Regions from separate parts of the Homo sapiens genome. Here all the other regions are linked to region 1. The links are chromatin contacts, found by Hi-C or POLR2A ChIA-PET in ENCODE. All regions are on one chromosome and are shown on one strand. Each heading gives the region's core, a stretch centred on a gene start or an enhancer-like site at or near the end of the contact. The rest is flanking DNA. Distances are from core to core; before and after follow the strand shown. Region 1 holds the start of HIVEP1 (HIVEP zinc finger 1). Region 2 overlaps GCNT2 (glucosaminyl (N-acetyl) transferase 2 (I blood group)). Region 3 overlaps GFOD1 (Gfo/Idh/MocA-like oxidoreductase domain containing 1). Region 4 holds the start of TBC1D7 (TBC1 domain family member 7). Region 5 holds the start of C6orf52 (chromosome 6 open reading frame 52). Region 6 overlaps TBC1D7-LOC100130357 (TBC1D7-LOC100130357 readthrough). Region 7 holds the start of TMEM14B-DT (TMEM14B divergent transcript).

The links. A loop is a pair of places that touch in the nucleus more often than their neighbours do. ChIA-PET counts read pairs that join two places held with the same protein, here RNA polymerase II (POLR2A). Pooled maps may share reads with other maps.
Region 2: a map of OCI-LY7 shows a loop between it and region 1 (8-fold over the local background). The contact joins the enhancer-like site here to the promoter of HIVEP1 in region 1. A Hi-C loop is called at or near these places in 1 of 168 maps with a recorded cell type or tissue (OCI-LY7), 3 of 37 single-sample maps with no recorded cell type and 3 of 50 pooled maps. POLR2A ChIA-PET finds 5 or more read pairs at or near these places in 1 of 52 experiments (SK-N-SH).
Region 3: a map with no recorded cell type shows a loop between it and region 1 (13-fold over the local background). The contact joins the enhancer-like site here to the promoter of HIVEP1 in region 1. A Hi-C loop is called at or near these places in 3 of 37 single-sample maps with no recorded cell type and 4 of 50 pooled maps.
Region 4: a loop to region 1 is called in a map of CD4-positive, alpha-beta T cell, with 10 times the contacts of the local background. The contact joins the promoter of TBC1D7 here to the promoter of HIVEP1 in region 1. A Hi-C loop is called at or near these places in 2 of 168 maps with a recorded cell type or tissue (CD4-positive, alpha-beta T cell and CD8-positive, alpha-beta T cell) and 10 of 50 pooled maps. POLR2A ChIA-PET finds 5 or more read pairs at or near these places in 1 of 52 experiments (MCF 10A).
Region 5: a loop to region 1 is called in a map of CD8-positive, alpha-beta T cell, with 21 times the contacts of the local background. The contact joins the promoter of C6orf52 here to the promoter of HIVEP1 in region 1. A Hi-C loop is called at or near these places in 3 of 168 maps with a recorded cell type or tissue (CD4-positive, alpha-beta memory T cell, CD8-positive, alpha-beta T cell and naive thymus-derived CD4-positive, alpha-beta T cell), 1 of 37 single-sample maps with no recorded cell type and 8 of 50 pooled maps. POLR2A ChIA-PET finds 5 or more read pairs at or near these places in 1 of 52 experiments (WTC11).
Region 6: a map with no recorded cell type shows a loop between it and region 1 (15-fold over the local background). The contact joins the enhancer-like site here to the promoter of HIVEP1 in region 1. A Hi-C loop is called at or near these places in 2 of 37 single-sample maps with no recorded cell type and 5 of 50 pooled maps. POLR2A ChIA-PET finds 5 or more read pairs at or near these places in 2 of 52 experiments (OCI-LY7 and activated T-cell).
Region 7: a loop to region 1 is called in a map of CD8-positive, alpha-beta T cell, with 23 times the contacts of the local background. The contact joins the promoter of TMEM14B-DT here to the promoter of HIVEP1 in region 1. A Hi-C loop is called at or near these places in 2 of 168 maps with a recorded cell type or tissue (both CD8-positive, alpha-beta T cell), 1 of 37 single-sample maps with no recorded cell type and 11 of 50 pooled maps.

The regions. Positions count from the first base shown.
Region 1 is chr6:12,010,330-12,014,676 of GRCh38, reverse strand. HIVEP1 (HIVEP zinc finger 1) reads right to left here and starts at 2,365. Exons shown (of 9, transcript NM_002114.4): 1 at 2,111-2,365. RefSeq lists silencers at 2,211-2,350, 2,531-3,440 and an enhancer at 3,770-4,314.
Region 2 is chr6:10,529,618-10,533,964 of GRCh38, reverse strand. GCNT2 (glucosaminyl (N-acetyl) transferase 2 (I blood group)) reads right to left here. Exons shown (of 5, transcript NM_145649.5): 3 at 4,129-4,347. Among named protein-coding and RNA genes, the nearest start is that of GCNT2, 10 kb to the right of the region's middle. Within about 2 kb of position 1,449, at least 6 of the 41 ENCODE cell types and tissues checked have a DNase peak (open chromatin) inside an H3K27ac peak, as active enhancers do; they include OCI-LY7, where a contact is called at or near this core.
Region 3 is chr6:13,425,498-13,429,844 of GRCh38, reverse strand. All of the region lies in intron 1 of GFOD1 (Gfo/Idh/MocA-like oxidoreductase domain containing 1), which reads left to right. Among named protein-coding and RNA genes, the nearest start is that of GFOD1-AS1, 59 kb to the left of the region's middle. RefSeq lists enhancers at 507-576, 1,587-2,016. Within about 2 kb of position 1,809, at least 16 of the 41 ENCODE cell types and tissues checked have a DNase peak (open chromatin) inside an H3K27ac peak, as active enhancers do.
Region 4 is chr6:13,326,161-13,330,507 of GRCh38, reverse strand. TBC1D7 (TBC1 domain family member 7) reads left to right here and starts at 1,971. Exons shown (of 8, transcript NM_016495.6): 1 at 1,971-2,212; 2 at 3,602-3,721. The coding sequence starts at 3,610. It overlaps TBC1D7-LOC100130357 (TBC1D7-LOC100130357 readthrough), which reads left to right and starts at 1,971. Exons shown (of 9, transcript NM_001318809.2): 1 at 1,971-2,052; 2 at 3,602-3,721. The coding sequence starts at 3,610. It overlaps LOC124901261 (a long non-coding RNA gene), which reads right to left and starts at 1,893. Exons shown (of 2, transcript XR_007059457.1): 1 at 1,610-1,893; 2 at 651-783. RefSeq lists an enhancer at 1,626-2,132 and a silencer at 1,766-2,155.
Region 5 is chr6:10,692,224-10,696,570 of GRCh38, reverse strand. C6orf52 (chromosome 6 open reading frame 52) reads left to right here and starts at 1,955. Exons shown (of 5, transcript NM_001145020.3): 1 at 1,955-2,077. PAK1IP1 (PAK1 interacting protein 1) reads right to left here and starts at 1,599. Exons shown (of 10, transcript NM_017906.3): 1 at 1,502-1,599. The coding sequence starts at 1,585. RefSeq lists enhancers at 1,572-1,951, 1,381-1,983, 1,992-2,041.
Region 6 is chr6:13,301,930-13,306,276 of GRCh38, reverse strand. It overlaps TBC1D7-LOC100130357 (TBC1D7-LOC100130357 readthrough), which reads left to right. Exons shown (of 9, transcript NM_001318809.2): 8 at 1,090-1,215. The coding sequence ends at 1,176. It overlaps TBC1D7 (TBC1 domain family member 7), which reads left to right. Exons shown (of 8, transcript NM_016495.6): 8 at 1,090-1,326. The coding sequence ends at 1,176. Among named protein-coding and RNA genes, the nearest start is that of TBC1D7, 24 kb to the left of the region's middle. RefSeq lists an enhancer at 3,127-3,176. Within about 2 kb of position 2,401, at least 33 of the 41 ENCODE cell types and tissues checked have a DNase peak (open chromatin) inside an H3K27ac peak, as active enhancers do; they include OCI-LY7, where a contact is called at or near this core.
Region 7 is chr6:10,745,822-10,750,168 of GRCh38, reverse strand. TMEM14B-DT (TMEM14B divergent transcript) reads left to right here and starts at 2,585. Exons shown (of 2, transcript NR_187231.1): 1 at 2,585-2,708. TMEM14B (transmembrane protein 14B) reads right to left here and starts at 2,364. Exons shown (of 6, transcript NM_030969.5): 1 at 2,288-2,364; 2 at 901-967; 3 at 471-547. The coding sequence starts at 923. RefSeq lists silencers at 2,335-2,394, 2,350-2,570, 2,405-2,634 and an enhancer at 2,755-2,804.

The sequences.
Region 1 (4,347 bases), core at 1,116-3,615:
TCAGGCTCTTCCACAAGATTCTCAAGGATCTTAAAGCTGAAATTTTAACTTACTGCAAGAAAACTGAGAAGCAAAGCCCACTGTCACTGTTAAACATGAAACAATGTTTAGTCATTAAGCAAAGACACAAGAATAGAACAGTAAGGAAGGCTTAAAGCTTTTGTTATTAGTGGTACTGTAGAAGACAAGAGAACACTTATGAGCACCTACTATGTGCCTGTGTACTTTCTACACATTCCCTAATTTAATCTGTTAACTAAGAAGGTAGCTATCATTTATTCATTTTACAGATTAAAAAAAAATTGGATAAGTAACTTGTCCAAGATAAACAACTAAAGAATGTGGTACTGCATGACTCAGTTATATCCAGTGCTTATTTTGTGGAGCTGATAACATCTACTTTCAGGATTTCTTTCAAGAGGCGCAGCAAGTCATGACGACTTATCTTGGTGTCAAACCGGAGTGGGTTCAAAGCCAGGCTTTACCCCTTACTGTGTGGCCTTGTTCAGGTTACTTAACCTCTCTGAAGATCAGATTTCCCAACTGTAAAATTAGGAAATATTATCCACATCAGAAGGTTGTTATAAGGACTAAACTAAACATTGTAGACGCTTTGCCTGTCACACAAAAACGCTGAACTATTAATTCTCCTTAAGAAAGCCTATATGGGAAGGAATGTGTCTAACATCCCAGTATAAGGTTTTAGAAATTTATGGTTTCATTACAGCAAAGAAACAGAAGGTAAAGAAGGCCACGATTAACTTCAGTATTTTATCCCTGATCTGGCTGTATGTCAGCTCAGCACAAAATTATTTGCAATTTTTAACTACATGGTAAAATAATACAAAAAAAAATGATGGTCTAAGTATTTCATCTAGCATTGTGCTAAGTGATCTATAAAAGATAGGGTTTCTCAGCTCCTTGCTCTAAAGAAACATCCACTATCTAATTCAGGAAGGTTCTGATTCAATAAAGAATTGAGACACAGCTGAACCAAATAAATTGCATGAATGCTTAACTACGTTCGTTGTTAAACTTAAAGCTTTTAAATGGTAACGATATTTGGAAGTTTTTAAAGCGTGAACTCTGACTGTAATCCAATCATGTGATCCCATGGGATCCGGAGCATAAATGTAAAATATGCACATTCCCTGTCCGTAAAGGCTTTCTGCTACCCCGTTCATTGCCTACCCACTGTCCCTAGCTGTCCATCCCATATTTAAATCCTTGTGGGGGGAAGTGGGTATTTCCAAAGACAGCAGCATTGTAGCGACTAGGACGAGTGATAAACCGTTCCTTTACGGGAAAGAAATAAATACTACATGGAGCAAAAACATGACACGATCAAAAAGCGTAAAGACAGTTGCAAGGAGAAAAAACATGAATGAATGTGGAGGGCGGAGCCTGGGAAAACCCCTCTGCAACGCTGCACTGAACAAAGCGCTTCGCATGCCAGGAGGAGGGGGGGAATGGAAGTGCCAGCTCAGGAAGGAGCCTGGAGTGGATGCAGAGAGCTGAGGAGGAGGAGGACGAGATGAGGCGAGCGCGGCAGCCCTGAGACTCCTCCTCGCCGCCTGCTCCGCCGCCGCCCCCTCCCCTCTCCAGCCAGCAACTCCTTCCCGAGCCCGACCCCAAGGCGAGCCCGAGCCGACCCGCACCCCAACCCACCGCCCCCTTCCCAACTGCAGCTGGCGCGCACTCCCAACCCGGAAAGAAACTACCCAGGTGGCCGGGAGTAAACAGGCACTTAGAGCAAAGAACGAAAGGGAAAGAAACCCACAAAGCCGGGAGGTTGGGATGCCGAGGCCTGGTCTCTTTCACCCCCCACCCTCTTGCAAAATGCGTCTGCGGCTGGAAGGCGGCTGGGGAGGCTGGGTCCCTCTGTACCTGCTCGGCTCGCGCGCGGCGAGGGCGCCCAGAAGTGCCAAGGGTCTCCCGCACGCAGCCATCCCCTCTGCAAGGTCGGCGGTTGCACACACACGCACACACACACACACACGCGCGCCCGCACGCCCCCCGCCCGCCGAAGGGATGTGCTCCTGCCCCCCCCCCCCTCCGCCCCGCCGCCCTCCCCAGCTGCAGCGCCCCCGCCGCGGAGCCCGCGCCGAACCTGCTGCCAGGACGCCCGGCGGAGCCGCTGCCGCTGCAGCCGGCCCTGGAGCTGCGCTGCTGATGGCGGCGGCCGCGGCTCGGGATCTCCGCGACCCCCGCGCGGCGGCGGCGGCGGCGCCTGGGATCCCTCCTTCACTTGACAACCCCAAACACAAACATAACCTCCTCCGGCGGCCGCCGCTCCCCGGTCCCCCGCTCCGTCCGCCACCCTGCCGCCGCCCAGCAGCCGCCACGCTGAAGGCCGGCGACTGGCGCTCACACCACCCAGCACTGAAATATTAAACAGGGGAGCGGGCCGGGGGGCGGGGGGGGGAGCGCGGGGCGCGCGGGCGGGGGCCGCAGCCGCCGGGCGGAGGAGGCGGCGAAGCTCGCCGGCGCCCGGAGCCACGGCATGATCGCGGCCGCCAGGGAGCCGGGCAGCCGGGCTGGGGGGCGCGCGCCGCGGCGGGGCGGGCGGACAGACCCTGGGGCCGCGGGGCCCGGGGCGGGAAGGACGGGCGCGGGCTTTACCTCTCCCCCGGGGCAGAGTAGGGCACGTTTAGCGTCTTTGGGGCCGGCGGGAGGAACGCGGGCCGGGCGGCGCGGGGGAGGCAGGGCGAAGGTCGGAGGCTTTCCCGCGGGTGGGCGGGGCGGCAGGGGATCCCCGGGGGCGGGAGGAGGGGAGGCCGCGGGCGGCGACGCGTGGGCGGGGGAGGGGGCGTCCCCGCGGGGGCTGGGGTTGAGGCCGGGGCGAGGGGCGCGGGACGCCCAGGCGCCGGGGCCCAGCTGGGCCGGCGCGGCCGCCAGCTCTGACCGGGTGTAGGGACTGGATGGGCGCCCGGCCCGGCACGAACCCGGAGCCAGTGCCCCGGGTCTCCCCGGCGGGGCGGGCCCCAGACCGCGCCGGCCCCGCCACCTACCCGCCGCTTCGCCCCTCCCCGCCCCGCCCGGCCGAGCCGCCGCAGGGACGGGAGGGGGACGCGGGAGGAGGTGGCAGCGCAGCCCGGGGGGGAGGGGCGGGGTTAGGGACGCGGGGGGCGGGAGCCCTGGGTCGCGACGCCTGGGGAACCAGCACACGGCGGGGGCGGAGGGGCGGGCCCGGCCAGTCACGCGGCCCCGGGAAGGCCTGGCGGGGTCGCTCAGTTGGGGGCGGTTGGTCCGGGAAGAGGGACGGGACGGGCGGGGCCGTAGTTTCTCTTTACCGTCTCTTTACTTTCTACAGCAGGATGTGGGCCGGCCGCTGACGTCATGGGGTCTCCCGGCCCCGCCCCTCGCCCGGGCAGAATGGGGGAGGGGGAGGCGGGGGGGGGGGGGGACCCCAAGGGGGTTTCCTCAGCAACGCGTAGAAGGAAGGGGAAAGTCATTGTGAAACTTAAAACTCATTAACTTTGAAAAACAACTTTTAAAAAAACGGAGGGGGCAGGGTGTTGGTTTGGAGAGTGGAAGGGGACATGTTAACCCTGAACTGAAACCACTTTTTGGTGGCGGATGTTCTATTAAAAGAGCGAGGAAAGCCAAGGTTATTCCAGAGGCCGCTCCAAAGCCCCGCTGGTGCTTCCCAGTGCCGAAGCTGCGAGCGCAATTAACCCCTGCCTGCCAGCCTGACAGCTTATAGGGCCAACCCGGGAGGGGACTTCGGGGACAGAAAAGGGGGGTGCGGGGCTGGTCGTCGGACCGGGCTCCAGGGAAGAGGGGAGAGCGTGAAAGGGGAAGAGGGAGTAATTAGCATGAACCAAGGTGTGACCCCGGCTGCTAGAAAGCAGTAGAGAAAGCAAGGAGTGGAAATCCATGGCAAAGCAGTGAAGAGGGGCTGGACCAGGGTAACGAAGGTTTTCAGGGTTAGACCTAAAGAACGTTCGCAGTTTGGGGCACAGAAATTCCACAGGTCCACCTCAAGAAGCAAAAGTGGCTGGTTTAACGGGCCACCTCAAACTTGAGAGGAATAAGGTGAAACAAAATTGATGCAAAAAAAAAAAAATCCCTGATGAAACTAAACTGGTTTCCCCTTTTAAGGAATAAAAATGCTAAACGACCATACAACCACTAAGACAGCTGGCCATCTGTGCAAACTTGAATTGTTTTGTTCCCTTGGGCTTCCATAACGACGTCTAGGTTTTTCCTGCTGGAGTTGACCCCTAAAATTCCCCTGAGGAAATCGTACCTCTGGCTCATTTGAGCTAAGAAAAGCTCAAACCACCAGAATGGGAATGATTAAAAATGGAATACTCAGTAATGGCGAGTGTGTAGCCAAAAATA
Region 2 (4,347 bases), core at 200-2,699, 1.5 Mb after region 1:
TCTCGGTGCTGCTAGGGCGGCAGAGCCTGACCACTGCACCAGCAATGAGGATGCGTGGTCCACCTCCCCTGCCTGTGGTCGCAGCCACAGGCCACAAGTAAAAGTGATGTTTCAAACTGAGTTAAATAAAATACATTCTTTTTTTTTTTTTTTTTTTTTTTTTTGAGACAGAGTCTTGCTCTGTCACCCAGGCTGGAGTACAGTGGCATGATCTCAACTCACCACAACCTCTGCCTCCTGGTTCTCCTAAATCGCTGAAGCGATTCTCCTGCTTCAGTCTCCCGAGTAGCTGGGGTTACAGGCACAAGCTACCACGCCTGGCTAGTTTTTTGTATTTTTAGTAGAGTTGGGGTTTCACCATGTTGGCCAGGCTGGTCTCAAACTCCTGACCTCAAGTGATCCGCCCACCTCGGCTCCCCAAAGTGCTGGGATTACAGGCGAGAGCCACCACACCTGGCATAAAATACATTCTTTAAATTCATATTATCTGCTTCTTTTTACTTCTTTTAATGTGGCTCCTGGAAAATCTAAAATTTGATTTTAGATCTATGGCTCCCATTATAGCATTCCTATTGGGCAGTGCTGTTCTCCCTTCCCATGAGACCACTTCAGCTGTGAGATGTTTTTCTGGACTAATTTTTTTTTAAATTTTTATTTCTGAGATGGAGTCTCACTCTGTCGCCCAGACGCGAGTGCAGTGGCAGGATCTTGGCTCACTGCAACCTCCGCCTCCCAGGCTGAAGTGATTCTCCTGCTTCAGCCTCCCGAGTAGCTGGGATTACAGGCACGTGCCACCACACCCGGCTAATTTTTGTATTTTTAGTAGAGATAGGTTTCACCATGTTGGCCAGGCTGGTCTTGAACTCCTGACTTCAGGCGATCCACCCAGCTCAGCCTCCCAAAGTGCTGGGATTACAGGCGTGAGCCACCACACCTGGCCTGGACTAGTTACTTTACAGAATCCTAATCATAATCCCTCAATCATGACAATGAATTGGAACAATCTCAAAATGTCCCTCGCACACCTGCCAAAAAAAAAAAAAAAAAAAAGCAAAAACCACAACATATACACATCAACCAGAAGGACCCTTACAACGGAAAATGGCTCAGATCTCCACATAGCCGGAATAATAATTAAACAAGACAACCCTTAGGTTTCTAATTCCCTAACCTCCTACATTCAGCCCTGCCTCAGGTCAGGAAAGAGTTGGCAGGGCTTGCCCGATGTGGTGGCTCACGAGGCTGAGGCAGGAGGATCGCTTGGGCCCAGGAGTTCAAGACCAGCACTGGCAACACAGCAGGACCTCGTCTCTACAAAAGTTAAAGTTAGCCAGGCATGGGGGCACATGCCTGTAGTCCCAGCCTCTTGGAAGGCTTGAGCCTGGGAGGTCAAGACCAGCACGGGCTGGGTGCTGTGTGGCTCACACCTGTAATCCCAGCACTTTGGGAGGTTGAGGCCGTGAGCCGTGATTGTGCCACTGCACTCCAGCCTGGATGACAGAGTGAGATCCAAAAAAAGAAAAAAAAGAGTTGGCAGAGCTGGTCAGGGTCCTCCGGCAGTGTTCCTCCACACACATAACACAGAAATGACTTCAGGGGCTAACTTTTGTTAAGTTTCTGAAAAACATGAATTGGTGCATTTGTTTTCTATTGCTTTGCCAATCTGTTACTGCTAACACGGGGTGTAAAAATCCAGCTCCAATAGATACATCGAGTCGAGAAGTCAGGGGGTTTCCCTTAAGTTTCTGTTGAGTCCCCTGATTAGGATCACAGACTCTGAGAGTGGGAAGGGACTCGGAGGCCATCCGGTCCAATCCTTGAGGTTTCCTCAGCAGCACTTCCCCAGCCCTGCTTCCCTTGGCTTTGCTCACCATTGAGGAAGCTGCCCGTTTTATTCCCAGCTCCATGTGTTCTCATCTCCCACCCGCTGGCCCTAGATTCTACTTCCAAAACGACAGAGTTGGTCTAATTTCTCTTTCCTGAGCAAATCTTTTAATTAGGTAAAGACACCGATCCCTCTTCAAGTCTTTTCCAAATCAATTATCCTTTTTCTTTGTCTTGGTCTTCTCTAAAAAAAAAAAAAAAAAAAAGTGGGGATTGGCCTTTTTACCTCCCTGGCTGCTCTCTTTGGAACTGCTGTGTCAATGTCTCCCCGTATAGTAGGGTGGCCAGACCTGAAGAGTCTACATCCTACTCCAAGCACATGGGAGAGAAGTGAGGCTTTCACTTCCCTTACTCTGGACACTACAATTCTATTTAAACAGCTCTGTGCTTTCCCCACCAGACTTTCCTGAGCCCTAATTTCTTTTGATCACTATACTTCCCCTTCTGGCTCTGAGAAAATCACAGACTTAAAGAGAATTCTAAGCCTATGAAGCTTTGTATGCCAATATCTAAAACAAGCACCTGCAATGGTTTACACCCCTGGCTGTACATGAGAATCACTTGGAAGCTGTACAAATATCAATAGTTAGGTCTTGCCCCAAGGAGGGAAACAGGCCCTGGCTTAGTTATTTTTAGAAGCCCCAGATGATCGTAATGTGCATCCAGGGTTGAACCAGCAATCCAAAGAAACCAGGACTGTGATCTTCATACAGGTTCCAGTTACTTTTTCCTTTGAACTGCAAATATGAATTCTTATTTTGAATTGAACTAGCAGGACTAAATTGGTTCACTATAAACAACTTGAGATTATTCAAAAATCATTTGGAACTTGGACCAAAGGAGAGATGGAATTGATTTAGCAACAATTGAGACCTTATTGAAAGTCAACCTAAAAAGAACATCAGGCTTAGGAGACCTGGTTTATAATTGGTGCATTTGCTTACTAGCTGTGGGATTTGAGCACATCATGTAATCACATTGAAGTTTCTTCATCTATAAAATGGAGGTACTAGTCTAGAAATCTTTTTTTTTTTTTTTTTGAGACAGAGTCTCCGCTGGAGTGCGATGACGTGATCTTGGCTCACTGCAACCTCCGCCTCCTGGGTTCAAGCGATTCTACTGCCTCAGCCTTCTGAGAAGCTGGGATTACAGGCATGCGCCACCACGCCTGGCTAATTTTTGGTATTTTTAGTAGAGACGGGGTTTCACCATGTTGGCCAGGCTGGTCTCGAACTCCTGACCTTGTGATCCGCCCACTTCAGCCTCCCAAAGTGCTGGGATTACAGGTGTGAGCCACTGCGCTCAGCCTAGAAATCTTTAAGGTGCAATAAGGTTTTTTTGTTTGTTTGTTTGTTTTAACTTCTTGAAAAAAAATAGAGACAGTGTCTCACTATGTTGCCCAGGCTGGTCTCAAACTCCTGGCTTCAAGAGATCCTCCTGCCTCAGCCTTCCAAAGCGCTGGGATTACAGGCGTGAGCCACCATGCCTGGCCATGCTTTAGATTTTTGATTCAAGACCAGAAAAGAGCTTGCAAATAAAAAATTTGAAAGTTGTATCTTGCTCCCATTTCAAAAGGATGGGAGCTTCAACAGAGACAAAAATATTATGAAATCTTCAAATTGTCATTCAAATTTTATTTATAATACATATTCCTGATTTTAAATGCGTTGCGCTTAAAGGAGAATAAGGTTTACATTTTATTTATTTATTTATTTAGAGATGGAGTCTCGATCTGTCACCCAGGCTGGAGTGCAGTGGCACAATCTTGGCTCATTGCAACCTCCGCCCCTTGGGTTCAAGCGATTCTCCTGCCTCAGCCTCTCCAGTAGCTGGGATTGCAGGCATGCACCACCACGCCTGGCTAATTTTTTTAGTATTTTTAGTAGATACAGGTTTTCACCATGTTGGTCAGGCTGCTCTCAAACTCCTGACCTCAAGTGATCCACCTGCCTCCGCCTCCCAAAGTGCTGTGATTACAGGCTTGAGCCACTGTGCTCGGTCACGTTTTTATTTATATGGCCAGTGTTCCTTCGGTCTTTTGTCCTGTGAACAGAGCGGTTCACAAGAGTGGGTGATATAACACATCTCCATTTTACCATTTTACAGATGAAATTTTTTTTTTAATTTGACATTTAAAACCGTAAAGAAGTTTGTCCCATTTTTTCCACTCTTTTCAAAGCAACTTATTTAGTATTGACCATGCAGTGTTTATTCGTAAAAATAAAAGTTAAGAGACGTACATACCGGGAATCCTGTTGAGTGTCACCCAGAAATGTTCGTCGGGGCTGTAGGTGTCCTTGGACCAGGAGAGTAAGTCAAGTGCGAGCTGGTCTTGGAGGACGAAGTTAGCAAAGTCCCTTGTGAGAGCCACGTAGGCCGTGCCAAAGTAAATCACCATGTCATGAGGAGGAGGAGTTTTTAATTTTGTTGTTTTAATCACGTAGGAATTTTTGTGGTTTAACA
Region 3 (4,347 bases), core at 560-3,059, 1.4 Mb before region 1:
AATAATGTATATATTACATATCTATGTAATATTCATACATATGAATATATAAAACTTAAATGTTTTACAAAATAATACTTCCCTTATTACCTAGGGTACACTCTATGTTCTCTTCTATTCTTTTAAGAAAGATGCTCTTTGCCAACCCACTCAGTTGATTTCCTGCCACACTATTGTGTTGTGCCCTGTTCTATTTCTTCCAGATAGCCTTGGGCAAAGGGCTGTTTCTTAGAGCGCCAGTGTCTAGGCTGTGCTCAGGGCACTACCTGACTACGTTTCTGGCCAAGCTTTATGACGTCAGCAGTTCCTGTTGTACTCCTGGTTTTTGGCTAGCAGTAAACCCAAACTTTTCTGTCTGAGAGGACCGTGGAACTCACCCTCTCCCTGTGTCTGAAATTCCCTGAGGTCTTTGCATTCGATAGGCATTCAATTGCATTCAATAGTTTGTCGTTCTTAAAGCAGCAAGCTGGCAGAGCATCCTGGTTGATGGCATATAAACAAACCAATTCATAAGTACAGCCATTATTTCACGTTGGGGCCACACAACCCTTTGACAGCCAGTGTCTGCCGCATAGGAGACCAGCTCCTCCAGGCAGCCTGTGGCGCTGTTTCCCTTTACTGGCAGCTGTGCTATGGCCAGCCAGGGCTTCTCAGCCCAAAATGAGATAGCTCCAGTCTTTTCACTCTCATGAAAAGAACAGCTTCCCACCCATCTTGATTTCTGCTGGGGTCTTTCCTCTTTGTGCCATTTGAGAGCCACCTGGGAGCACATCTTAGTAAATATATGACCTGGGCTCATGTTTGTAGAGTCCTGTCTGAGCATCTAGCAAGCTGGCTCACGTGCTCAGGGACTTGGTACCAATTAAGACATTTATTCCCACTTTTCATATGGTCGAGAAGATGTATGTCCAACACAGTGCTTTTAACTAGGTCAGAGAAAAAGCAGGCGGGAAGCTATACATTTTACAATACTTAGTGGACCTTCTTGCTAGAATTAGTGAATGGTCAGAAAGTCCGCTTCTGATGGAGGGCCAAAGGGAGCTCTTTCAGCTCACAGCCGGGCTGTGGTGTTTGGGGAGGGAAGTTTGAGAGTGGCCGCAGAAGTACAGATGATCAAAAGCAGTACTCCTGCCGCCCGCCCTGGGAGGGGGCCTGGACTCCCTCAGGGAAGGCTTTTTTGGTGCTTTGGGTAGAGAAGCTGGAGATAGCAACTGTTGAATTTCCCCAGGCTTCGTGATTTAAAGCCCTGAGCCTTTTTCCATTGTTGTTCTTGCAGCGGCCTTTAATGTGCTGGGTGTGAAAGGGAGTGGAAATGAAAAGCCAGCGCATCGCATCGCACTGGGGGCCTGAGATCAGAAGGTGATGGAAAATGGAAATGTCAAGTTTGCGTTTCCACTGCTGGCCGCAAGGGCCTCAGGCGGCACCCCCTCCTCCCGCCTCGGCTTTCGCATCCTTCTCACTTCCTCCCCAGCCCCCCAGTTTTCACACGGCCCAGTGATAAGTGTCACTCTGGGCTGAGTGAGGCTCGTGGCTTGTCAAAAGAGGCACTAGGACGAGAACAGAGAAATTCAGCATGGGCTTGAGAGGCACGTAAAGGAACTGGCCTTCTAAAGACACCGCAGAGAGACCGCAAAGTGGGTTGGTTTTCCTTTTCTAACACTGAGAAGAAAAGGAGTTCAAAATTCACACATGGTTGATAGAAAAGACGATCTGTTTCCACATGGACTTTCCTATCTCTGTGGTGCCCAGGATGCTTAGACCTGTGAGTCTTTGAACCCAGCTTGTGTTGATGTAGCTCGGGGCACTGTCAGGCCTTTGTGCCCAGCCAGGCGTGGAGGTGTTTGAAAAGAGAGCCATCAACACCTTTCCATCGGGGACTTGCGATTTTTCTCTTTTGGTTGAGTCAACTTTGAAGTTTAGTAGTTCCTTCCCACGCTTGGTGGCCACAATGTCACGAGGCTCAGCCTGGTGTCGTGGGGCTGCTAAAGATTCCGTAGAGGCTGGAAAGGTGCCTGTCAGGGGCACCAGGAATTACGTACAAGTCTAAGGAAGCTCCAGGCTTAGGAAATAGTGGGATAAACCTTCCTTTATTATCGCATGGGATAATCACATTTGTGAAATGTAGATGTCTCAAATTTATACAAATTGAATTCTGAAAAACATCAGAAAAGTTTATTACAAAGCCTTTTTTTTTGAGACAGGCTCTTACTCTGTCACCCAGGCTGGAATGCAGTGGTACAATCACAGCTCACTGTAGCGTTGAACTCCTGGGCTCACGCGATCCTCCTGCCTCAGTCTGCTGAGTAGGCGGGACTAGAGGTGCACACCACCATGCCGGGCTAATTTTTGTAGCGATGAGATTTCACCATATTGCCCAGGGTGGTTTCAAACTCCTGGGCTCAAGGGATTCGCCTGCCTTAGCCTCTCAAAGTGCTGGGATTACAGGCATGAGGCACTGCGCCTGGCCAACAAAGTCCTTTTTTATCATCATGTTTTTAACTCTTCACAGTTTTCTATGTCTGTTACCTCACTTGAGCCCAGCTGGATTTTTGACCATTTGGATAACAGTTATTGGATTTTTCTGGAAGTCTCTACATGCATGTTCTCTGTTCAAAGGGCTTGAGGTGGACAAGTTATGCATGGCCTTCAGTTTTGGGAAGACTCTGTATGATCCTGATAAATGTAATTTCAAGATGATTATATCAAACTGAAAAAGGTGCATTGTGATCCTCTGTTACCTCAGTTTTGTCCTGTGAGGTCCAATCACACACAACTTCGGAGCCACTGCCCGCTTCCTTGTAGTTTACAAAAAATGCTTTGCCACGCTCATCACAATAACTGTGAGAGAGATATGATTATATTTCTGCTGTGCAGAGGAGAAAACTGAGGCCCAGAGAAGTTAAGTAACCTCCCCCAAGACACAGATATGAGAAAGAGATGAGACTCAAACCCCAGCCTTCTGGCACCAGGGGCATGTTCTTCCACCAACAGACACTGACAGCCGTTGCCAGAACAAGAGAAAGCTGGGCAGAAGTCGACACCTTTGGCAAAGGGCTGCCTGTCCTCTGGCCTTGCTGGTTGTTAGCCCCGCTTCTGCTCATAAGGTCCTGCATTATCCCTCGCTCAGGGGTTGCCTTGCGATGGGCCTGGTCACTCTGCTTCCGCATCCTCAGGGGGCTTGTTCCTTCTGCTTGTCCCAGGTGCTCCCTGGACCTCACCTACCTCGGGTGCCTTCAGAACACCAGCAGGGGATTCATTCACCTTCTTAGGGGGTAGAGGCCGCTTCCCGGGCGTTTAAGGGACAGGCAATGGAAGTGGGATCCTTGAGAGACCAAAGGACAGTGACGCAGAGGTCATAGTTACTTTCCTGGGAGCAGAGTAGGTTCGTGTCTGGTTCCTGGTCCAGCTCCACTTCACTGCTCCCATTTCCCTTGTGGCCCAGATGGCACAGTAAGAGCTGGAGTCTGATGAATCTGGGGTTGTGTGTGGGACACCAAGCCCCATTGACGCCTGTTTCTGTGGCTTCCTGGCTCTCATATCTTCTGTATTATAGGACCAGGCAGTCTGGGCCTGTGGCCTGCCTGGGGGCGTGTGTGGCCTTCTTGGCCCAGAACTCCCTCCTAGGAGGCACAGCCAAGCCAGGGGAGAAGGGAGAGAGCTGGAGACTGAATCATAGCCTGACTAACCTGCTTTCCACGTCTGCTGGCTGCCTAGAAAGCTCTGTGATATTTGCATCTCGCATCGTGTGCCCTGGAGACTTAGAGGTAGAGCTACTTCAGAAACCCAACTGGCACTGCCTGGCGTGAGCCTGCTTCTGTGTGAGCAGCATGGCGGAAGACCAAGCTTGTCCAGCCTGCAGCCCGGCACGGCTTTGAATGTGGCTCAACACAAATTCGTAAACTTTCTTAAAATGTGAATTTTTTTCTTTCTGCGAGTTTCTTTTTCTTTCTTTCTTCTTCTTTTTTTTTTTTTCCTAGCTTATCAGCTATCATTAGTATATTTTATGTGTGGCCCAGGACAATTTTTTCTTCTTCCAATGTGGCCCAGGGAAGCCAAAAGATTGGACACCCCTGGCCTAGACCCTTTTCCTGAACCTGGCTGTCATCATCATTTCTGTCAGAGCCGGATGGAGACTATTTTTAGTTGGCTTTCTGGGTGAGATTTGACAGAGGCCAGGATGGGAGATGTCAGAATGTGTATACTGGTGAGGAAGCTGCATGGGATGAAGATCTTGAAGCTTTCAGATCTGAATGAGGACTGCCAATTCTGGTTTATCTCTCTGAGCAACCCCATGAGGGACTTTAACAAGCTCACAATTTTCAAATAGATTTTTGAGCTGTTTCCCAA
Region 4 (4,347 bases), core at 722-3,221, 1.3 Mb before region 1:
GTTCCTAAAAACTTTGCTTAGGGTCAATGAGCTATCTTTCAAGGTAATACATAACATTTCTCTAATGAAACCTCCAACCATCTCTTTGTTGTTCTGAAGACCACCCCAGTCTGTGTGTATGCCCTGAACTGCAATTCTGTTTTCCCAAATAAAATGATTTAGAGACTCATCTTTGCATTTTTAATTGATCTTGACACAGCCAATTCACATATATCCCTACTGTGCCACATGCCAGGCACCATGCCAAGCACTTTACATACTTTCTCATTTAACCCTTCCCACCTTCTATATAATCACCATTGGTGATGATTTTATTTTATTATTAATATTTTTTGAAATGGAATTTCTCTCGTTGCCCAGGCTGGAGTGCGGCGGCACCATCTCAGCTCACTGCAACCTCTGCCTTCCGGGTTCAAGCGATTCTCCTGCCTCAGCCTCCAGAGTAGCTGGGATTACAGGTGTGTGCCATCACACCCAGCTAATTTTGTATTTTTACTAGAGACAGGGTTTCACCATGTTGGCCAGGCTGGTCTCGAACTCCTGACCTCAGGTGATCCGCCTGCCTCGGCTTCCCAAAGTGTTGGGATCATAGGCATGAGCCACGGCGCCCAGCCAGCACCGATCACTTTTTAACACACTACATCATTGACTTATTTATTTTAGTTTTTATTGGATCTGTCCTCCCACCAGAATGTCAGTTTCACAAGGTTAGGGATCTTTGCTTCGGTAGCTGATGTATCCTGAGTCCATAGAACAGCGCCTGCACACAGTAAGTGCCCAGCCCTGGTGATGATTTTAAAGACAAGAAAAGGCAATTATAAAAGTTAGTGACCGGCCCAAGGTTTAGATGAAGTAAATGGAACTTGTGTAAGGTAACTTGAAGAACTCTGCTTACTCATGTGAACACTACCCAAGGAAGGTTTAGTACCCCAGTACTGAGGAACTAAAGATGGTGGTGGTAAGGGAGTGGGGAGGGGCATCAGTGTTTGAGTTCAACCACCACACGTTTCTTCATTTTTAAGTTCTGTCTAGCCATTATACACACATTTGTCTGCACTATAACTGGACTTCTGCACTGTTGATAGTCCTAAGTTTCCTTCAAAGCTTGGCATCCGTGTGGCTTATTTGGTAGAGATTTGAACTTTCAAAGGGACGATACCCATCATTGGGGATTTCTCTCAAACCCTGGCGGTTTAAAAACCTACTTGGGCACTGCTGCTCAGCCAGCCCGAGGACCAGGGAGGCAAGCACAGAAATAGAAAGCATTTGTAAGTGTTAGTAGCTACTTTAAAGAGTAACTCTGTTCTGTTAGACCTACTAATAACAAATTAGGAGCTTGCATTTAGCACATCTTTTTTTAAAAAAAAAACACGTTCATTTTTCTCCTATGTTATAGTGTTTTACCTGAGAGGCTGAATATACTAAGACAATGGCCAAATCTAATATAAAAATAGACCTCCAATCCACAACCTGCAGCAACCTGCCCAGAAAACCAGTCAGTTACCTACAATAACCAACCCAGGGAGCCTGCCTGCTCTAAATCAGACTTGCACTCCTCTGCCTGCCTTTTTTCTTCTCATTCGGATGGTCTTCATCTATTCCCACATACCTGGGGTGGGGAGGAAATTAGCAAAAGCAAAACCCGGGTCCTGCACGCAGGCAGCTTAAGTACGGCCCTAGGGCTCGGGTCTTCCCTAGGCAAGAACCTCGAGGGCCGGACACGGGAGTGCAACCCAGGCACGCGCCTTCGGATGGCCAGAGTAAATGGTCGCGAGATTTTGCGGGGTAGCAAGGGGCCGGGTGCCCACGGCGGGAGAAACTACACTACTCTGGAGGCGAGCCTAGCCCTTCATCCCGTCGGGTTTCACAAACGAAGCCAGAGCTTCCTGGAGTGAGGGTGGAGCTTCCTGCCCGCGCCCTCTGCGCATGCGCCCGCCCGGCGCCCGCCCGGCGACCTGGAGTTGATGTCACGTCCGGCGGCGGCGGCAGCGGCAGCGGCAGCGGCGCTGAGTTTTGTCTCCCGGGCCGTCTGGGCGCGCGCGGGTGTCCCAGGTACCCCGCCGCCTCCCTCCTTCCCGCAGGACTCGTCCCTCCTGGCCCTGGGCCCCAACGGTGCCCGCCTGCCCGGCGGTCGGTCAGCGCACAGGGCACGGCTTCCTCTGCTTCTCCCGGACCACTTAGTCTCAACCCGGGTGTGTTTGCACTACTAGAGGTGAAGCATCCATCATAGAGAGAATGGGACCTGGGGTCTTGGACCAGGGTGTTTTTACTTTTCCCATCAGGTGGACGCGCATGGGCAGGAGATATTATTTGCAGCATTTCCTCCTAGAGGACGCCTTTGTCATTGTAGTGCAATCTAAGAATGGGTGTCCTTAGACAACAGGGACCGACCAAATCGTCATGCAGCTGTTTGGATGCTTTAAAAAAATAAATCCCCACACTCATTACGCGTTTTATGCTGCTGACTTTTTTATTTTTAAGACATCTGCTCCCGAAAGCTCAGAGCCCTTTAGCATTTCATTTTCTAAACGAATCCTAATCTTTCCTGTGACTGAATCGGTTCAGAGGATATCTTTTCAATAAGGAAGGAAGCCCTCCCCTGCTCACTGGGGACGTCGCAGGGTTTTTAAACCTAAAGATTTACTCTTTTGTGCACAGACGCTGGAAGCATTTGGGTGAGGCAGTGCAGTGCTTTTTGGGAAATGCATCAGATCTTTTCTGTTCTTGAAACGCCAAATCTAACTTGGTCTTTTTTTGGATGAATTACCGCCAGTATTATGAAGGTTACTGTGAAGGAACTTGAGACCACTGAACTTTTTGAGTTCTTGCGGTAGATTTTAAATCGTTTTTCCGTCTTCAACTCTGACTTTGGGATCACTGTCAATTGGCTACATTCTTTACCCTCTTCTAGTTATAATTTAATGCGATTTATTTGTTGTGGGTTTTGAATTTCGATAGCTACACTTAATAGAATTGTGTTTAAAAGAAAGATAAGTGAGGAACTCGTGGCTTTTTACTTTTATATAACTTAATTTTTCATTTTACAAAATGCCCATTTAAAAAAAAGTAGCTAAGCAAAAGAAAGGAAATTAAAATCATCTAGAATCCTACTATCTAAAGATAACCATTGCTAACATTTTGGAATAGAGTGTTAAGTTTTAAAATACATGAAATTTGTAAAAAACAAAAAATGAAATCATAGTGTATACTGTTTGAGTATAATTTGCTTGACGTATCTTGCCTGGCTTCCATTTCACTTATTTTTTTTCTTTGCGCATTTATAATAGCTACAGAATGTTCTATTGTGCTAGGCACTCATAGGTATAGTGGGAAACCTAGTGCATAAACCTTGTGCCATCTATTTTATCAGCTCAGAGAACTTTTAACTTATATCTTGGTTTTTAGCCAAGATGCATAGGTGAGATAGTTGCAGAACTGAGTTAAAGGAAAAATTTAATATTGGGTCCTATGCAAGGGTACATCATATTGAAAAGGTGGAGAACATCATTGAAAATTATTCTAATTCTTGACTCTTTGTTTCTAGACTCACTTTTCCCCTTCGTCTTTCTCTCCCTTTCTGTCTTTCTGTGTCTCCTCCAAGAATGAAATATGACTGAGGACTCTCAGAGAAACTTTCGTTCAGTATATTATGAGAAAGTGGGGTTTCGTGGAGTTGAAGAAAAGAAATCATTAGAAATTCTCCTAAAAGATGACCGTCTGGGTGAGTACTTTTAAAAATTAATCTCATTGGTTCTCAATCACTCCACATGTTCTGAAGTAAATATTTTCTTAAAAGACATCCAGAAGCATTGGTTACTTGCTGTATTTTTTAGTGATGTGGTGAAGCAGAATGGTGTATTTTGAGAAAAGATTTTTCAAATTTATATTTCACTGAGCGTCAGAAGTTTTTGAAAGGTTTCTTAAGAAAGTCAGTAGTATTTTTTTCTTTTATTGAACCCATATGTTTTCATGTATTATCTAGGTAAATTTGCTTCTGGGTAAATTTGCGATAACTCTGGTCATGATTTTCTTTTTTTTTTTTTTTGAGACCAAGTCTGACTCTGTTGCCCAGGCTGTAGTGCAGTGGTGTGATCTTGGCTCACAGCAACCTACACTTCCTGGGTTCAAGTGATTCTCCTGCCTCAGCCTCCCAGGTAGCTGGAATTACAGGCATGTGCCACCATGCCTGGCTATTTTTTGTATTTTTAGTAGAGACAGGATTTCACCATGTTGGCCAGGCTGGTCTCAAATTCCTGACCTCAAGTGATCCACCCACCTCGGCCTCCCAAAGTGCTGGGATTACAGGCAGGAGTCACCATGCCCAGCCCATGATTTTCTTTTATGGAA
Region 5 (4,347 bases), core at 706-3,205, 1.3 Mb after region 1:
CAGGAACTCTGTGCTTATTGCCATGTGACAATAGCATTAGGAAGTCTGATTGGATGAGTGCGAAGCATGACAGCAAAATACACAGACACACACACACACTCACTCACTCCTTAAACTGAAGGAACTGCATCAAAAAGTATTTGCAAAACAAACCGAAAAAGAAAAAAACCCATCAAACTTCTTTGAACATGTGTTACTGCAAATCAGGTCCTTAGTTACAGAAGATACTCCTTCCATCATTTAAGACCAAGGGGGCCTCCTTTGAATCAAGCATTTTTGCGGGTCTGCTATGGCCTTAAATCAAATAATAACCTTTTAAAATTCACATAATGTAGGTTATCTAGGCTATTGCTTAGATTTAGTAGAAGTATAGGGTAATGGTTAAGAGTTTCAAATGTCAGAGACCCTCGGGGGCTCCTGACATTTTGGGGTCAGCTGTGTCAATTATTATCTGTGTGTCCTTCAGCAGTCACTTAACCTATCTAGGACCAACATTTTGGTACTTCATCTGCAAAACGAGAATAACTGCATCCTCCTCAGAGGGTTGCTGTGAGGACTACTGTGTGTCTGGAACACAGTTAAGTAATTTCACTACAAAAAAAAAAAATTAAATAGCATCATCTTTGACTATTCAAAACACATCACTTTTCAGCCAAAGACAAAGAGCAAATAACTGGAGTAGGAAACAAAATAAACGAAAGCAATAGGCCAAGTGATATACTTCCAAATTTTCTGGATAATTAAAGACCGACGCCTTGACTTCATAAAGAAGTACTGTACTCAATTTTCTAGAAAATGCTTAGAATTGCTTCAAGAATAAAAGTGAGCTAGATGTTAGGAGGTCGGATTCCTAGTCGTGAGTATAGTCCTATCTACCTATTTGACTACTGATAATTTATTTGACCTTTTTATCTATTCACACATCTAGTAATATCATATTCTGCTGTAATTTCTCTCCATCTATGCGTCTCCTCAGTCCTCCACCCCTTATGTAGGCAACGTCTCTAAGGCAAGATCCATACCTCCAGCATCTTTGCATCTCCACCGCCCAGCTCGCCATAAGTTCCCAACAAATAATGAATTGGTATCGCTTTACCTATAAGGGATTTATCCTAATCTAGTTCTAGTAATTTGTAAAATTCCAGGGCAGAAATTCAGCAAAAGAGCGAGATCTTCTTTCATTAAATTCTGAATACTGTCAACTTATGGGATCGATCCTTAAATCCACAATCTACGACTCATTTGTCCGTATGCAGAAATGCCGGTTTCCTTTGTGTCCCGTGGACCTTTTGTCTACTAGAAAAGGCAGATATTGCCTCATTTTGATAAAATGTCCATTCTACGGTTTAAAAGGTTAGCTTTTCTCTTAAGTCTCTTAGGTTTGATTCATCAAATCATCCAGTGAACAGCAGGCGCTCCAATGTTCACCTCTGCTGTGTAGGAACCAAACCCGACCTTCCCGGCCCCGCCTCCGACTGTCTCTAACTACGCGGTATCTCACCTCGTGGTCGCCGCAAGCCTCGGGCTCCGGGTGTACAGCGAACCCAAAGAGGACCTGCTCGTAGCAACCAGCGACCAGCTCCATTCAGCAGCGCACGTGCCTCTTCCGCCAGCCCGGCTCAGCCTGGAGGTGACAGAACCGGAAACCAAAAAAAAAAAAAAAAAAACACCTGACTCCTTTCTGCATCGGCGCTCGAATTATACGTCAGGCTCCAGGGCTGCCTTTAAGTCGCCTGTAACGTGGAAACACTTTAAGCGCGGGGAGGTCACATGGATTTTCCAAGAAGAGAATAAGTAAAGATGCCACATGAGGAGGTTCTCACTGCAAGGAGAAAAAAATCGGGGGCAAGCAGGCATATCTCAGGAAGGTGCCAGCTACGCCCGTCTGAAGGGAGCGGGCGGGACATCCTCTGCGAAGCCCTTCATTTCCGTGACATCAGGAGGAGGTGGGGCCGACTTCCGGCCGGTTGCTTAGGGGCTGTAGCGCCGGCAGCGTGCATTGTTGTGGGCTGTGTACTAGTAGGGTAGGAGTTTTTGTTCAGGGACCAGCGGAACGAGGCTTTCTGTCGTTAATAGGGTAAGGAGGGGTGGGATTAGGGTTCGCGGTGACTTGTTCCAGCGGCGCAGCGCTCGCGCTGCCTTGACGGACTCGGAGTGCTAGATGTGTCCGCGTTCCCGTCTGCCCGGGCCAGAACCCCAGCCCTGCACACTTTCTCTGTCTGCTTGTCTAACTCTGGGGCTGTATTGGCCAAGGTTGCGGCACCTCCTGGGGAGGGAGCAGTGAGCCTTCATTTTTTTTTTTTTTTTTTTGAGACGGAGTTTCGCTCTTTTTGCCCAGGCTGGAGTCCGGTGGCGCGATTTCGGCTCACCGCAACCTCTGCCTCCCGGGTTCAAGCAATTCTCCTGCCTCAGCCTCCCGAGTAGCTGGGATTACAGGCATACGCCACCACGCCTGGCTAATTTTGTATTTTTTAGTAGAGACAGGGTTTCTCCATGTTGGCTAGGCTGGTTTTGAACTCCCGACCGCAGGTGATCCGCTTGCCTCGACCTCCCAAAGTTGCTGGGATTGCAGGCGTGAGCCACAGCGCCCGGCCAGAGCCTTCATTTGAGAGTTGGGAAAACAAAGTGAGCCTGAGCAACATATTTTGATGCCGTCTCTACAAAAATGTTATAAATTAGCCCAGCATGGCGACGCCCGCCTGTGGCCTCAGCAACTCGGAAGGCTGAGGTGGGAGGATTGCTTGAGCCCAGGAGGTCGAGGCTGCAGTGAGCCGAGATCGCTCCACTGCATTCCAGTCTGGGGGACGAGCCAGGCCCCCTTTCAAAGAAAAAAAAAGTTTTATTTAATAAGGTTTAGAGATTCAGGTATGTCTTAGACATTACAGCTTTCCTACAAGCTCCCAACAGAGTAAATCTTGGTTCGTATAGTTCTCATAAACACCGTAGTAGGTCATTTGGTAAACAAGATGCATAGTCCATCCTTCTCAAATCTTCAGCCTCCATTTCAAGTGCGATACAGTGCTTCAGCGCTTAGACCCTTTTGTTTCCAATAACTTTTCTTCTCTGGTGTTCTGAATTGTTAGTACGTGTTAATAGAGGCTAGTTTGGGTCTTGCAGAAATGATTTCATTTGGGATGCTTTGGTTGTCACTGCAGTGCAGAAAAGACCTTGTTATTGTTAGAAATAGATAATTGGTGACACGAAGAAAAGTCAGCATGGAGACAAAAGATCTCTCAGCAAGGCAATTTTTACTTTATGCAGAAAGGGTGCTCAATTGCAGATGGAACGATGGTGAGAGCACTCCTGAACAAAGGAAAAGCAGACATATTTGTCCCTTACGCCTTTGGGTTGTCCTTACTGCTGTGTCCTGCATCCGTTGGCTGGGGCTGGACCTCATAATCTTAAACTGATACCCGATTTGCTAAACAGGCTGTGAGCTGGAACGTGCCTGGGCCTGTGAGCATGTCCCGCAGTTACATACAATAGGGCTTAACAGAGTTATTAGCACAAAGCAAGGAGGCTTGAAGTAAGTTAGTCTTTAAAAGAAACTATTGTTTCTAACATTTATGATTTATTCTTTAACAAGAAGGGAAACTTTGAAGAGGCAACTTTTTACTTTCTACGTCATCTGCCAGCTTTGTCCACGCCAAATGTAAACACTTCTCAAGACACTGAAATGCTGTTGACAAACTAATTCTCAGTCTAGTGGAAATCCTTGTATTCATTCACTCTTCCAAAATCTTTCTTGGCTGGGCACGGTGGCTCACTCCTGTAATCCCAGCACTTTGCGAGGCCTAGGCAGGCGGATTGCTTGAGGTCAGGACTCTGTCTCAAAAAATAAAATAAAATGGCCAGACGCAGTGGCTCACGCATGCCTGTAATCCCAGCACTTTGACGAGATCAAGAGATCGAGACCATCCTGGCCAACATGGTGAAACCCCGTCTCTACTAAAAATACAAAAATTAGCTGGGTGTGGTGGTGGGCGCCTATAGTCCCAGCTACTCGGGAGGGTGAGGCGGGAGAATCGCTTGAATTAGGGAGGTGGAGATTGCAGTGAGCCGAGATCCCGCCACTGCACTCCAGCGTGGGCAAGAGTGAGACTGTCTCAAAAAAAAAGTCATTCTTTCTTTACTTTGTGCTAGTTATCTTCATTGTGTTACAAAAAATCAAATTATTTTAGGATTTAGAATAGATTACTTTTTTTGTAATGTGTAAGTTTCCACCAGAGAACCACTAAGATTAGAGGAGTGTGAAGTAAGTGTCCTCTGGACGTGAGACAAGGTATTAGTAAGCAGGACATTGTAAGTTTCACATTTTATCTTTAAAAATGTGCCTTTATGCATTTT
Region 6 (4,347 bases), core at 1,152-3,651, 1.3 Mb before region 1:
AGAATGTTTCAGAGAATAATTATAATAATGATTATTTTAGGGAAATTATTTAAGAGAAATAATAATTTGATTTGATTTTGAATCTAGAAATGAAGTCACTTTAGCAAGTGAGATTTTCCTGTTACATTAGATTATTTCAGAGAAATCATACAGTGTATTTTTACATTATAAGAAACACTTTTCCCTGAAAAAGTTTGGCCTAAAGTTGGCCTGAGGGTTAGTTTGCATCCTGTCTTTGGGAAATGATGGTCTGAGACCATCTCGTGAATGTGTCCACTTAGAACCAGAGTCTCATCCTCCATGTGACTATCAGCAGGCATGTCAGGAAAAGGAATAGGTGGGATCTGTCATTTTACAATGAGTAATTTTTGTCAGTTCAAAAGGGGTTCTGTATTTTGGAGGATTTTGTAAGCCATTTCATTTCTGTTACTGTCTCTGGTGTAGTCCCAGTTGGGTTTATTAATATACAGTATTAACCTAGTATATTGCTGAAAAAGGCAATGGTAATGAAATTAACTTTTCCCTCGCTATGTATCTTGGAATACCCTTTACCAGGCAAGAAGTAGGATTAAAGAGACTTATGCCTGAATGATTTTCACAGAATCCAAAATCTATTCATTTTTAAAATAGTATTAACATTTGAAAAATGGCCTGGTAAATTATAATAAAGTACTGAGTCAATATGCGTTGAATAAATGAATAATCATCATTATAACCAGAGGTGGCTAGCAGTGCGAAGCCTGTGCTAAGTATTTTCCATGGGTTACCTCATGTCCTACTGTGAACAGCTCTGTGAAGTCAGGCTATCATTTCCCCCATTTTAGAGATGGGGATCTGAAACCCAGGTAGCTTAGGTAACCTGCCCGGGGGTGCACAGTTAGTGAGCAGTGCAGGATTTGAACCCAGGCAGGCTGACACTGGAGCCCTTTCATGTCCTCAGGTAGCATGTGACGCAAGTCTTTTATGCTGTCACTTTCTGAAAAACAGTGCAAACTCCCATGGAAGTGGATTTCATGCCACAGCGAATGAGGGAAGACACTGAAGTTGTCAACACTGAAATTTCACAAAGACTGATTTGCTTGCCCACAGATTCCCCAGGACAGCTCAGACGCGATCGTGAGCAAGGCCATTGACTTGTGGCACAAACACTGTGGGACCCCGGTCCATTCAAGCTGAACGCACCCGCTGGTTGTGGACCGTCTGCCAGGCACCACAGTGAGCATTGTGTTCTTGGCATGTGATCTGGGAAACTGATTGAATAATACACTTTTCTTGCTTTGGTGCTCAAAGTGGTTTTTTTCCCCCAATAAAATTATTTAATTGAAATGCCTGGTGTTGCTGTGTTGGCGAGCAGCATCTTGCAGTTACATAGAAATGTAAAGTTCATCTCTGAATAGCATTTCAAAAGGGTTGTTAGAAAATAGCTCCCTGATTTTAAAGCGGTTTAGTCAGGGTGAGTGGGTGTGTTAACCAGCAGTGCATAACTAAGCCTGCCCTGCCTGTCTCTAATTAGCACCAAGCTAGTTACTTTCAAGGTCTGTTTCTAGAATAAGAGTGACTTCCTTTTGTTGACACCTCAGATTTGGCTTTTGTTGATGCAATACGTGTTTAAATCCAAGCCAACTGCCTTCTGAGGCTTCATCTTGCTAAACAGGCTTTAAACAATTCCTTACTCTTTTTTCTCTTTGGGCCAGTTGGAATGAAACCATTATTGAACAAAATGTGTTTGAATTGCTCCTAGGAGCAAGTACTTGTTGGATATTTTGCTGCACTCACATTTTTCTTGATGGGGTGTTAAATGTGGGATGTTAGGGTGCACTGTGCCACGCACTAAAGCAGTGAGAGAAATGGCCGGTGAAGGTGAACAGCTCATCACCCCTGGGCCACCTTGTGCCACGTAAATGGCATGGCCACTCTTCACTGGATAGTTCCCGGCTTTGGGAGTAGTGAGTGAAAGGGGACCCTTTGTTTCACACCGGTTTAGCCTTCAGACCTGCAAGAGCCTGAGTGGTGAGTTGGATTTTCCACCCACCCCCTAAAAGACGAGGGCAGCTATGAACTTATAGAGGTACAATTCTGAGAATTCAGGCCCTCCTTAGTGTGTGAAATATCTGTTGAAAAAAAGTTCAGAGAAAGTGTGAGCTGTTGAAATCTGCTGCTTCTGAATACTAACATATCCAAGAGTATTTAATTTTTTAAAATAAAAATGCACTCCAAAGAAAAACCTTTTAAAGCAAAATTGCTGCCTAGAGTTAAAATTTTAATAAAAAATGACTTATTGCCAACCATTTATGCCGGAGCCAGGCAGGAGCGCTGGTACTCTTAGGGAGCAGGAAGGCTTAGGGGCTGAAGTTCCTCTGACTTCGCTGCTTTGGCTGGAGGCCAGCTGATCTGAAACGAAAGACTCTTACTGTACTGCTGAGAGATCTAAAAATAAATATTCTGCAAGTATATTCTGTCAAACCCAGTTTGGTAAAACCTTTCTGGCTGTAGGGTGTGGGGCGGCGATTTTTTCTTGAAGTTAGTCAATCTGAGAGTTTTTATTAAAACACTGATTGGCGGAATGATTTTTTTAAGGCCCATCCTGAGAAAGTGGTGGATGGAGAGGATGAGCATCCAGTTTCGCTTCATAGCAGAATTTCACTTTGCTGAGAGCTGAGTGTTTTGAAAATGTTTGTGCCTGCTGTCTTGGGTGAGGAGCGCAGTTCCTGATAAAAATACATCCATATGCCTTTTCTTCAAAACATTTTGTCAGGATACTGCAGAATTTTTCCTTCATATATTACAACCCACGGTTCCTGTCACAGACTATTGCGGCTAAAATGTGAGATTCTTCCTCGCCCTTGGAAAGCTGGAATTTAACATGATCAAATTTAGTTTCTGCTCTTTCCCGTCTAGAGATTTGCCTTAAACACAGATGAGAGAAGATCTCAGTCCTCTTGGCCAGGAGAAAGGAAGGCCGAGGAAGGTTGGAGAGTGTGTGTGTGTTGGGGGTGTGGCTTTGGCCTGCTGACAAATCGAATGGATGGATTGCGTCGAGGTATAATTGTGTAGAGGATTGTGTGTACACAGGCTTGTGTGTCAAGGCTGTTTCAGGAAATGAGGTCAGGGTTCATGAGAATGAAGCACTTTCTTTGTTAATGGAAAGTTCGCCTGAAAATTATGAGGCAACACTGAAATCATATGATGCGCTGAAGGAGCTCCGAGGACCTTCTTGCACTGTAGCTCTGGGTATGACAGGCACTTGCCCTGTCTTGAATTGCATAAGTTTCCTGTCATGTGGTTATCACGTCCCTATGGTGACTCAAGGTTTTGGTGTTTTCTGTCTGAAAATGAAGAACCTGGAGGGAAGCCAGTGGGGATGAGGAGGGTAAGCAAAGAGCTTAGATGCCCAGGACCAGATCCTAAAATGAGTCACTGGCTCACATGGCCCAAGTGACAGCGCCTGCTCGAGCTCTGTGACCGTAAGCAGCAGAGTGACATCCCAAGTTCTCCAGCCAAGGCAGCCTTTGGGGAGCCTGGTGAGGGGTGTGGGGTGTGGACAGTGAATCTGCCCGGGTCACATAAGGTCAGCAGCCTTTGTCTTTAGCTGGGTGTTTTGGGTCTAGAAGGGCCAGAAGGTGCTTTCCTCTGCCCTTGACAGAGAGGGAAAGGAGTGTGGGAATTTGGGGAGCAGGAGTTGGTGGCATCTCCTCTGTTGGTGAAAACAAAGAGCCGTTTCTCCTTGAGACTGTGTGCCAAATGAAACTGTCCGTGGCTCTTGGCACAAGCCGTGGCTCCTAGATCAGCTGATGTTCCTCCAGAGCTGGCACCAGTTTGAGTAGGAGGGAGGGGTGATGGATGGCGGTGTGGAGAACAGAGGGTGGTAGTGATTTCTGGGGGACCACGGTGGGGGTGCTGGCCTTTCATGGCTTTCCCGACCAGTCGCCCTTTCCACTTTGGTCCCTCTGTCAGCCTTGCCTTGGGGAGGTTAAAAAGTGAGTGGACAGTTTCTAGATGAGGTGATAACTCCCCATAAGGGGAGCCCCCTCCCAGGGGCTGATTTTACTCCAGGACAATGACAAAGGGAGTTGGAGAATGTCATCAGAGAAGGACACACAAGAATCCTAGAAGCTCATCCTAAGCACAACTCCAAATTGAATGTCATAGCAAGCGCTTAAGGTTCACATCTCCAACTCATACCTAATACTGAGGTTTTCCTTTGCAGTTTACCAGGAACTTACATGGCAGGCACTCGGGACTGCCAGAGCTCACGCTAAGCACTGGCTTTATCACAGAGTCACTTCCTGGTCTTCTCCATCATCCTTTCCTAGAGTCTTAATAAGTAGCAAGCTGGTGCTTGCTGGA
Region 7 (4,347 bases), core at 1,336-3,835, 1.3 Mb after region 1:
GATCAGGAGAATAAGAAGTCTGGTGCAGGGATTGGGGTGGGAATGCAGGCAAGGACTAGGGGGCAAAAACAAGCACAGCCACTGACACACCCCTGCCTGGCCTAATGAGGAAACTTCAAAATACCAGTCTGTGTAGGCCAGAGGTTGACTCCTACTTAAGCCCAGAGATGGCACTTGGGGGTCATGGCTGATGAATGGCAGTCAATGATAATAACAAACTACAACCACCCCTGCCTACCTTTAGATAAAGAGGCAAAAATAAGTAATTCCACAAGAGGCCTGGCTCAGCTTCACCAGATAAGCAAAAGGCAAGGGCAGGAGCTGCAAGACTGACAAGGAAGCCTGCACTCCAGCTTGGGGACCTACAGCAAAGCTGAGTCAAACGAGATTGCTTCTCAGGGACACAGGCACTCACATTTCACTGGAACAACGTGAAGATGTTAAGAGGCTAAGTAACAACAAAACCCTACCTGTTTTTACATAGCCAACGATCCCACCAGAAACAACCAGTGCTGTGTAGCCAAAGCCAAACCAATGCAAAGGCACTCTGAAAACACAAGAGAAGTCAGTGAGAAGTCAGTGCTAACCTGGATTTAAAAACAAACCATATTGTCATAGGATGGGGCTAAAAGGTAATCATTCCCCACAGGTCCTATGTGCCCACAGGTACTATCACTGAAAATAAGCACCACAGAGGTTGGATGACTTTCTGAGAGTCACACAACTAAGCAAAGCTAGAGCTGGGACTCAAACCCAAGTTTCTGGCCCACAGGTCCAGTGATCCTCCCATCCCGCACGCCATCCCAGGCAGTCTACTCTTAGGGTTCTTTTCAGCTGAGGAAAGGAACTCTGGTTTCCAGAAGCTCCTGGCTACTCTCTAACCATTTACTGTCTACTCACAATGGGAAGAGGGGCTTCTCCATTCTTCTCTTCTCAGTCCAGAAAGGAGACTACCCCAGGCCTGCATCTGGGGAAAACAAGCCGGATCAGCAGTGGTTAAAAGCACAGCTCCCCAGCAGTCAGAAAGAAGTGTGTCCAACCTGCAGGCTATGCAACCTAAGTCTCAGTATCCTTCACTGTACCATGAGGATAACACTGGTACCAATTTCCTGGGGGTGTTGTGAGCATTCAATGGATGTCACATGTAAAGGTGCTTAGCACCTAGTAAACCCTGAACAGATGCCGATCATTTCACATAGGTCCACAGGAAACTCAGCAAGATCCACTGACCAGCTCTATAATCAGGGAATGTGTTAGTCATTTCATTAAGCACTCACATTATCACTAAATCGGAAAGCAAATACTCCCGTGCCCTTAATCCAACTACTTTAATGTCTCTTTTGAGGGGTGGTAGGGATGTTGCTTTTCTTCACTGATGCAACAGCCAATTTCAATACTCAATTTTTTTTTTTAGAAACTTCTGCATCCAACTCACAGTTCTCGTTAGGAGGGCAGAAGGGGAGGGTAAAATACACGGAAACTCAAGTCAGAATCACATGTGACATTGCACCCTTGGAAAAACAGCTCCTATTTTCTTACAGAAAAGTATTCTGTATGCAGTGAACCTAACAAGATGGAAAGCAATGCATACGCCGTTTATTCTGTTTAAAGAATTAGGCCAGGCAAAGTGGCTCACGCCTGTAATCCCAGTACTTTGGGAGGCCCAGGCAGGCGGATTACCTGAGGTTAGGAGTTCGAGAACAGCTTGGTCAACATGGTGAAACCCATATTCTATTAAAACACACACACACACACACAAATCGGGCATGATGGCATGCACCTGTAATCCCAGCTACTTGGGAGGCTGAGGTGGGAGGATGGCTTGAGCCCAGGAGGCAGAGGCTGCAATAAGACATATTCAGGCTACTGCACTCCAGGCTGGGCGACACAGCGAGAACCCCTCCCCACCCCCCAAAAAAAGAAAGAATTAATTTCCCATAAAACGGGGAAGGGCAGCGGGCTTGGGATCTTGCCCACAGTTCTTAACTCGAGGCGGCACTGAGTAAGGGAGGCTTTTAAAGAGCTGGAGCAACAAAACCACCAGGAAACGAGGCAACACTATGCTACAAGGGTAAGCCTTTGCCTCAGGAGCTCAGGTGCTCCGAGCATCCACAGCCTCTTTTAAGACAAGCAGAAAATACCCAAGGAGAAAAGCACCGACCACACGGCATAAAGGCCCGCTGAATCGGGGGGACGAAAAGCAGACGGCCGTGAAACTCCTAAATAATCCCTAAAAGTTAAAAGTGGCAGAAAATAAAAACAATACTCTCCAAAGACCTGCACCGACCTGCCGAAGGCCCGCGGAGTCCACTACGGAGCGCAAGCCGCGGGACACAGCAGCCAGGTCTCTCCGGAAACGCGATTGCGTGCGCGCTGCGCCCCGGGGCCGCGGCAGGGCGGGGAGAAAGGCGGGACGTCGTGGCGCGTGCGCAGTGTCCTTGGAGAGAGGTGAGCGGAGAATGGGGACAGTGGGGGCGGGGCTTGAGCCGCGGATTACCAGCACGCGCCCTGCATCCCGGGGGCGGGGAGTGAGGCGGGGCATCGCGGCTAGCGCCGTTGGCGGGGAACCGGGCGGGGAATCTCTGTGCTTCCTCAGTCCCCAGGCCCAGCACCTGCAGGGCCGACCAGCTCCAGTCCCAGGTCCAATCCTGAGTGGCCAAAAGCCGGAAACCCGGAGTTGGAATTGGATCTTGCACAAGCTGGACCACGTAAGCTGGGCCAGGCCAGAGGTGGAGGCCACCGCTGCGGGAGGAGGGCATCTGATGATTTTGAAGGACCCCATTAATAGAGGGTATAAACCAGGTGCGGGCCATCAGGGAGGATTGTCACTCTGGCCCGATCTTGTTTGTTTACACCAGGAAGGGCCTGCCTTCCACCTGCAAGAAAATATGGCAGCTGCAGAATAATGTGGCGCAATGCCAAATATCCGTTTGTTTTAGGGAGTGAGGCTACTTGAGAAGCATCTTAAATGGGGAGAGAGAGCAAGTTAAATCTGATTTCCACGCAGCTCTGTGGATTCCGAATGTCCACAGTATGATGTTATCTCCATTCCCACTTCCGAGCCGCTCCTCTTCTGTGTTTCCTGCACCACCATTCGCTCAGTTGCTCTACACTAAAATTTGCTGTCATCGTTGACTTCTCCCTCTCCTTCATCCCCTACAAGTATCAACATAGACAACTCCGATCAATATAATCATCAGTGAATAAAGCAAATTGCAGCGCATATTCTTAAAGACAAACTTTCCACTTGCAGCAGCACCTACCTTCCAGATAGCTAAATTGAAGCCCGTGTTTATCATAGCTGCTTCTAACCAGCCAGAGCTGATAATAACTAAGAACTTGCAGGAATTGCAGTATGCCAGACCTTCAATTTAATTGAAGACTTTCCTGAACAATTAATGAGACTTGTCTTAACCAGCAGGGAATGGCTTTAGGGACTCATTCTTCCCTATGCAGGTGCAAGCCTCAAACCTTAATTAGGATCATCCACCATGATCCTCGAGCCCTTCCCCACCTTATACTTGAAGAGGCTGAACCTCAGAGAATTAAATTACCTACAGTCCTGGTCACTGGTAGAGCTATTATTTAAAGTAAGGTCTAATGTCAAAGCCTGCGTCCTTAATTCTACCATATGCTGCTTCTTGCAGTGTCGTTCCTCAACCAGAACACATAGCTCTTCTGTGTAGGTAAAGTCCATCAAAACATGTCATAAAATAAATTAAAGAAATTGGTTTCTGCTCTATTTCAATTAGTACCAGAGTAAAACAATCAATGATTTGTGTTTGGGAATATTTCTAGTTGGCATTAACGTTGTTAGGAGATAGCTTAGCTCTTCACTGGGGGCCCACTGAATTATCGGAACCCTGGAACACAAATGTGTCAAAAGGGTGTAATCAAAATTATGTCAGGGAATGTTAAGTTTCTAGTCTTTGGTCACTGAGGCCTATCAGTAGGTTTGGGTGTTTTGTTTTGTTTTTCCCACAAAGAGGCTTTGAGTAAGAATTGTGTCTGGTAGACAAACACAGGTACACACACAGGTGTGTACTCACACAGCAAGAGCAGTAGAGATCATCTCCCACAACACAAGAGCTCATGAAGAAAGGGAATTGAGCTTCAATGTAAGCATTAGTTTAGCATTTTTGGAGCCTGAATGTGTTGACTTTACAAATTAAGAAGTCCCTGAACAAAAACGTCAAAAACAAATCCCAAGTTGCAGTCTGCCCAGGTAATTCATGTCTATCAAGTGTCTACAATACCAATTTCTACATCTTTGGGAGTATTTTATAGGTTTGTTTGAAGAGCAAGGTCAATAACTCTTTCCCCAAGAAATAAATGAAATCATAAAAA